Regions from separate parts of the Homo sapiens genome. Here all the other regions are linked to region 3. Evidence: chromatin loops called from intact Hi-C (ENCODE). Cell type or tissue: dorsolateral prefrontal cortex. All regions are shown on one strand.

What was found. Peaks named below come from ENCODE experiments on the same cell type or tissue, not always from the same donor. Only the 100,000 strongest peaks of a DNase experiment are listed, where the experiment ranks them.
Region 1: a loop joins it to region 3, with 3 times the contacts of the local background. A loop is called at or near these places in 11 of 110 quality-filtered maps.
Region 2: a loop joins it to region 3, with 4 times the contacts of the local background. A loop is called at or near these places in 4 of 110 quality-filtered maps.

The regions. Positions count from the first base shown.
Region 1 is chr12:128,781,023-128,783,522 of GRCh38, reverse strand. No RefSeq gene overlaps it. Among named protein-coding and RNA genes, the nearest start is that of SLC15A4, 42 kb to the left of the region's middle. In dorsolateral prefrontal cortex, a CTCF peak has its summit at 1,039 (motif pointing left); no DNase peak of the experiment used is centred here.
Region 2 is chr12:128,643,431-128,645,930 of GRCh38, reverse strand. All of the region lies in intron 4 of TMEM132C (transmembrane protein 132C), which reads right to left. Among named protein-coding and RNA genes, the nearest start is that of SLC15A4, 180 kb to the left of the region's middle. In dorsolateral prefrontal cortex, a CTCF peak has its summit at 1,033 (motif pointing left); a DNase peak (open chromatin) is centred at 1,020.
Region 3 is chr12:130,013,110-130,015,609 of GRCh38, reverse strand. No RefSeq gene overlaps it. Among named protein-coding and RNA genes, the nearest start is that of LINC02418, 28 kb to the left of the region's middle. In dorsolateral prefrontal cortex, CTCF peaks have their summits at 1,249 and 1,450 (motif pointing right); DNase peaks (open chromatin) are centred at 999 and 1,469; H3K4me3 peaks cover 1,192 bases; H3K27ac peaks cover 473 bases.

The sequences.
Region 1 (2,500 bases), 1.2 Mb after region 3:
CTCAGCTTTCCTGGAGCCCACATTTTCATGCAAGAGACAGAGAATAAACGTGTCATCAAACAGTCACATATCAGAAAGTGAAAGCGTTTTGAAGAAGCAATAGAAGATGATGTGATGCATGATGAAGATGGAGGAGGGGGTCTGCCTTAGGTTGGCTTGTCCAGGGACGCCGAGGGACCAGGAGCCAGCTTGCTAATATCGAAGGACAGAGTTTCAGGCCAGGAGAACTAAGGGAAAAGCCCAAAGTCAGGAGAAAGCTTGATGCATGCAGTGAACAGAAAGAAGGTCTGGGAGGGAGATGGGGGAGGCAGGGCTGACGTGTAGAGGCGGTGAGTAACTCCACACAGAGCAGGACTCCGGAGCAAACCACTTTCTTTTTTTTTTTTTTTTTTTTTTTTTTTGAGGTGGAATCTTGCTCTGTCACCCAGGCTGGAGTGCAGTGTCATGGTCTTGGCTCACTGCAACCTCCGCCTCCCGGGTTCAAACAATTCTCCTGCCTCAGCCTCCCAAGTAGCTGGGATTACAGGCGTGTGCCACCATGCACAGCTAATTTTTGTATTTTTAGTAGAGACCAGGTTTCACCATGTTGGTCAGGCTGGTCTTGAACTCCTGACCTCCAGAGATCTGCCTGCCTCAGCCTCCCAAAGCGCTGGGATTACAGGCATGAACCACCGTGCCCAGTGGCAAACCACTTTTTTTTTTTTTTTTTTGAGACAGAGTCTCACTCTCGCCCAGGCTGGAGTGCAGTGGCGCGATCTCAGCTCACTGCAACCTCTGCCTCCCGGGTTCAAGCGATTCTCCTGCCTCAGCCTCCCGAGTAGCTGGGATTAGAGGCGCCTGCCACCACACCCGGCTAATTTTTGTATTTTTAGTAAAGAGGGGAATTTGCCATGTTGGCCAGGCTGGTCTCAAACTCCCAACCTCAGGTGATCCGCCTCCCAGCAAACCATTTTTTAAGGATAGCCCCCACCTTCCGTCAAGCAGTTGGTGAGATTCCCATTAGATGTCCAGCATTTCTTATTCAGCCTGCTATCTAGTGGCCGAAACATAGAACTACAGGCTATTTTCAAAAACTGCAAAGAAATTTTCTTGAATGCCTCCAACAACGAAATTGTGCAGAGAAGAATACCGTTAGCTTTTGCCAGAATGTTCGTATGGAACCTGGTCACTCAAGTTGTTTTTCCAAAACCTCTTAGGTTCAAAGTCAATACGATTTTTGAACACACCAGTCGTCTGTCATGTACGGGGACATACGCCCTTGCAGATTTGCTCCCGCACTTTGAGAGAATGAACATGCCTCAAGCCTGGGCTTCCCTGGAAGACAGCCTGAGATGCGGCCTCAGGAGCAGGAGTGAGGAACAGGGAGTGAAACCGGGGAGAAAGGAGAGTAGGAGAAAGAGAAGTTCCGGAGCTGGTGGCCACCCTGGGTGCCTGGGGCCGGACTCCCTGGGTCCTTTGGAGGAGCCTTTTCAAATGCATCTCAGAGCTGTCTGCTTGGGCACAAGACAGGGTAGGCGGGGGAAGCTATCCATTGGTCTCATCCTCCCTCCACGAGCATGATTCCTTGAGCATAGCTGCCAGCTCCCGGGTTATCCAAGGGCCAGTGCTGAGCAGGTTTCCAGGCATCCCCACTGTGGAGTCAGAGGTGAGTTCTGGAAAGTCATCTAGGTGAACTGAGGGCACTCCTCGCATGGGAAGACCCGAACAGAGACGGCCAACTCAGAGGCGCTGACCTGGACAGACGCCTTGCACACACGCTGGAATTTTTCCCAAGACAGAAATGGTCTGGGAACCGCCAATGGGGCACTTCCCAGAGCGTTGGATCCAGACACCCTCCCCTCATTCACCCGGTTCTTCCAGGGACTAGTGTTGGCCCCTGTGAGTTCCAGGAGCCGGCGTTTCCAAAGCTGCTTGCTGTGCTGGAGGAGATTTTCATCCTGAGCCTTGGACCAGGTTGGGGCGGGTCAGATCCTGAGGCTACAGGAGGCCGAGATCACCAACAGGCACTCGCCGGCCGTGTGTGGCATTTGGGGACACTCTGCTCAGCTTGGAGATTATTTTCTTCAGTTGAACTAATAGCTCGGTGTCCTCGCTAGGGCTGCTGCAGGACCAGATTTCCACTGACTTCGTGGCTTACCCAACTGGAATTTATGCTCCCTGTTCTGGAGGCCAGAAATCTGAAATCACAGTATTGGCAGGTCTGGCTTCCTCCAGAGGCTCTATGCCTCTTCCATCTCCTGGTGGCTGCCAGCGTCCCTTGGCTTGTGGCGGCATCGCTCCCATCTCTGCCTCTGTCTTCACTTGGCCTCCTCTCTGTGTCTGTGTCCTTTCCTGTCTCTTAAAAGGACACTTGTCGTTGGATTTAGGGTCCACTCAATTACAAATGATCTCATCTCCATTCTCTTTTTGTTTTTTATTTTTATTTTTTTCTTTGAGATGGAGTCTTGATCTGTTGCCCAGGCTGGAGTGCAGTGGTGCCATCTTGGCTTACTGCAACCTC
Region 2 (2,500 bases), 1.4 Mb after region 3:
TGATGGACTCCAGTAAACACACTCACATCCAGCACTGATAGACTCCAGTAAACACACTCACATCCAGCACTGATGGACTCCAGTAGACACACTCACATCCAAAGCCGATGGACTCTAGTAAACACATTCATATCCCACGCCGATGGACTCCAGTAAACACACTCATCCAACGCTGATGGACTGAGCTAAACACACTCCCATCCAACGCTGATGGACTGAGCCCAAAGGGGGCCCCTGCTGGGGCACTGGCATCTCAAAGGAACCACAGGTAGAGAGAAACACTTCCAAGAGAGGGATGAGCTAGCAATGGTGGCTTGAGTCAACATCCATAGGCTATCAGGAGAGAGAATTTGGAGGCTGGTTTTCTTGGTGCCCATAAAATCATAGAAAGCTTTCATCAAGTGAGGATTTGGGGGTGTGACCATAGAAACGAAATCTGGATAACTCAAGCGAGAGAAGAATGTGCTGGAAGGATCTCGGGTGCCCCACAGAATTGGCGGTCAGGTGCCATGACTGGGCCTGGGCAGTGAGGGCTTCTCCACGTCTTGGTAGGAAGATGCTGGCGAGGGGATGCCAGGTGGCTTCTGTTCTGTCCTTGCATCGCCAGTCAAGAATCAGAAAGACCCAGTTGGCCCAGCCTGGGTGGTGCCCATCCCTGGCTGTGGCAAGGCCGTGAGAGAGGGCTCTGGAGGAGAGAGGCCGTACTGGTTCTGAAAAGCCACAGCGCCATAGTCCACCCAGACCCTCCACAGACGGTGGCTTGGGCACAACCACATCTAGTTTCCCAGGCTTTCTCCAGTGCGGCCAGGAGTCCCCCCTCAGGGTCGCCTCTGATCTGTTTCAGTGAAGGCCAGGAGGTTCACAATCTCAGTGCCCCATTAGTTCCACTGCAGCTCTCAGCACAGAGGACTCATTCTCCCTTTCAACGCTGTTCGCCCCCAAACCCCATGAATCCTACTTGACCCTAACCACAGGTTGAAAGCCCAGCACCTGCCACTTAAATAATAGATGGCACCGCCCTCTTGTGGCAGAGACTGGCAGCACAACGCGTCCCAGCAAACATCTTACCTGTCGCGGACTTTTCTGAACAAAGAACAAGCTGCAGCTCACACACCTGACCAGAGGAAAACGGACTTTACTCCTCTCATATTGTCAACACCTCCAGAGCCCTACTGAGGGGAAATATACATGCCATAAAACTTAACAATTTAAGCGTATAGTGCCATGGAGTTTAGTAATTTTATACAATTGTGTAGCCTGTACCACAATCCAGTTTTGGAACACCGTTATGCAGAAAGTCCCTTGTGCTATTTGCAATTAATATGTGCTTCAAAATCCAGCCCCCAGCGATCACTGATCCTGCTTTCTGTCCCTATAGTTTTGCCTTTTTTAGAAAGTTCATCTAAATGGAATTCTACAATATGTAATTTTTAAACGCTTCACTTACTTCATCCCAGTGGTTTCTTTATGGCCAAATAGTTTTTCATGTATTTGATTTATTTTTACTTATTGTTCTATTTGATTGCCAAATCATGTTTTATTCTTTGGCTACCCACAAATTTGTTTATTCTTTCCCCAGTTAAAGGACACATGGATTGATTTTGGGTTTTGGAGATTATGAATAATGTTGCATGATAACATTTCCCTTCCTATCTCCATGTGGACAAATGTTTAGCTTCCTGAGAGCAGAATTTCCGGGTTGTATGACAAGCATACATTTCACCTATTAAGAAACTGGCAAATTGTTTTCCAACAACTCTTTGTCACCCTACTGCATTCCCACCACCAGCGCATGCAGGTTCCAGTTCCCCACATCCACACCAACACTTGGTATTGGCCACTGTTTCCATCTTAGCTTTTGTCGTGCATGGGAGGCGATATTTCATTGTGGCTTTAATTTGCAGTTCCCCCATGACTAATGATATTGACCATTTTAATTTATCTACCATTTCAGATTTCAATTAATTTCTATTGTAGGTTTGGGCTCAAATCCATTTTCTAATATTATATTTAGACCTTGCTTTTTTTTGGCTCAAGTTCATCGAGCCATTACTGTAACATCATACTTAATCTTTATGTTGGAAAATTTGAAAAGAACCAGATAATAGGATGAAAAGGAGGCATTCTGGCTTATCATCAACCAAAAAATAAAAATAAAATAAGTGAAAATCTAAAGAAAACGAGAGCAGTTGGAAGCAGCTTGACGTAGCAAACAAAACAATAACATGTTTTATATTATCAACAATTTAAATGATCAAAACACATATAATTAGATGTACTTCTCTCTCCTCCCAAATTTCCCTGTAAAAATGGATTTTTAAAAATCTGCCCGTTGTCTATCCCAGCAAATACAGTGTCCGAATACTGAGATTTTTGGGGCCCCAAATGGACGTGTGTGATGCTGTCAGCTGAGCATGTGACTTGCCGCTGCTCTCTGGCCAGTTTTTCTCTGCTCTCGGTGAGCCAAGTTCCTCAGCCGAGGTTTCGTTACCTCCTCAAT
Region 3 (2,500 bases):
CATTTAAAACTTCGAGACGTCCCAGATTCATTTAGAAAGACGGGAAGAGGTGGCCAGGTGCTGTGGCTCTCGCCTATAATCCCAGCACTTTGGGAGGATGAGGCAGACAGATCACGAGGTCAGGAGTTCAAGACCAGCCTGGCCAATATGGTGACACCCCATCTCTACTAAAACTACAAAAATTAGCCAGGTGTGGTGGCGCATGCCTGTAATCCCAGCTACTCGGGATGCTGAAGCAGGAGAATTGCTTGAACCCAGGAGGTAGAGGTTGCAGTGAGCCGAGGTCATGCCACTGCACTCCAGCCTTGGGCAACAGAGTGAGACTCCCTCTCACGAAAAAAAAAAAAAAAAAAAAAAAAAAAGGGAAAGAAAGATGGAAAGAGGCTCATGCCTGTAATCCCAGCACTTTGGGAGGCTGAGGTGGGAAGACTGCTTGAGGCCAGGACTTCAAGAAAAATGGGAAGATCCCACAAAACTGGGCCCTCCCATCCCATATGTGGAGACAGAGAAGCAGCTGCCTGTTTAGATGGGGCACTGCCCCCCTTTCACCCCCGCCCTCCCCGCTCCCTAGGCACGCTGGAGGGTAACACCTGGGATCTCCTGGGCTAAGGACAACACAATTCAGGTTAATTTCACCTGCCTCTCTTTACTTTTTAAAATGTGGCTGCTGGAAAATTTAGCATCATGTATGTGGCTCGCGTTGTGTTTCTGTCAGACAGGGCTGGTCTCCAGTGACAGGTGACGCAGAGGTGGAGGGTGACTGGTGACAGGCTGGCTTCAGCTTAGGTCATTGGGGTGCGTGGTCTAGGGCATGTTAGGGGTCGTGTCTGAGCTCTACTGTTGACATCTGGAGAAAGGGCTCCTTATGACACACCTCGCAGGATTGCAGTGTTGATGAAGTGACTTTGATTTTAAGAGCCCGTCGCTGTGTAAACGCCAGCTCAGTCTAAGGGTGGCTGGGGTTCGTGGCACGAGAAGGACGTAACAGCGCCACCTGGCATCCTCTCTCTCCTTGGCTTGAGTTGTTACTGAATTCCTAATTTCTGATGGGTGAAATTAACCTGAATTGTGTGTTGCCCTTAGGCCGGGGGATCCCAGGTGTTACCCTCCAGCGTGCCTAGGGAGCGGGGAGGGCGGGGGTGAACGGGAAGCGGTGCCCCATCTAAACAGGCAGTCTAGCTATCTCCACATGTGGGATGCTCCCAGTTTTGTGGGATCTTCGCATTTATCTTGAACTCCCGGCTTCAAGCAATCTTCCCATCTCAGCCTCCCAAAGTTCTGGGATTACAGGCGTGAGCCTCTTCCCATCTTTCTAAGTGAATCCAGGACGTCTCGAAGTTTTAAATGTGATGCATCTCTTTACCACCCGGAGAGCTATTCGCAGAGAAGGTCTGAGCTGATGGAGGGATGGACGAGGTCTTGAGCACAGAAAGCTTCCCGCAGCAATATCGTCGAAGGACACAGGGGGGCAGCATCGCATCGCATCGCATCGCATCAGAGCTCCTGCCCGCACCGCTGCCGCTGCAGCCTCCTCCGCAGCGCCCCGCTCGCACCCCGCCACTCTCCTTGCCCTCTTTCCGGAGGCTTCCCTGCTTTGGCTTGACCTTGACCTGTCCTTGTCCTTCAAGGCACCATCCTCTTCCTTCTCTCTTTAATTTCCTCTCCCCTAATCCTGCCACTCCCAGCCCCCGTCCCAAGCAGTTTATTTCAGGACCAGCAGAGCCAAGGACACAAGGACCGTCTGTCAGAGTCTAGAACGCTCAAGATGATCTTCTACCCGCGTGCCCGTCCTGGCCCTGACCTCATGCACAGAAAGCCCGGTGTTTCCACGGAAGACTTCCCAGGCTGTAAATCACGTCCTAGTCTGACTTGCTCCGCCTTGAAGCCGACTGGAGAAAATGTCAAGTTTTGATACTTATTAATTTTTGCATAGTTTGCACCACAGCCAATCTTAGGAACTGACAGTGCTATGGAGTGTATAAGGGTAGTCGATTTTGCACGTTAACTTCGCGAGTCTGTGGTGCCTGGTTGTTGGCCCAATACTATTTAGATGTGAAGATATTTTGCAGATGTGATTAATATTTATAATCAGTTGACTTTAAGTAAAGGAGGTTACCCTTGTAATGTGAACGAGCCTCTCCCAATCTGTTAGAGAAGAAACGGAGGACAGACCACTTTAAACGCACGGGCATTAAAGGGATTTTTGTAGAAGTTTAGGATTTTACAAAATAAATTGTGCATGCACCGTTTGTTAGCGACTGCTGGAAAATTCACCTGTGCACCAGCCCTTTGTGTCTATTATGGGGCACAGAGGCAGCCCCTTGAGTGGGTATAGAAGGACAAGCTGCTGTAACAAACAGGCCCCTACGTTTTAAAGAAGAAATTCTGCCTCAAGATTATAACATAGAAATTCTGCCTGGGTTTTTAGCCTGCTGGCGTCCCCTGCAAGTCACCACTACAAGAAGGCCTCCACAGTCAGGAACCAGTTCCTTAAAATCTC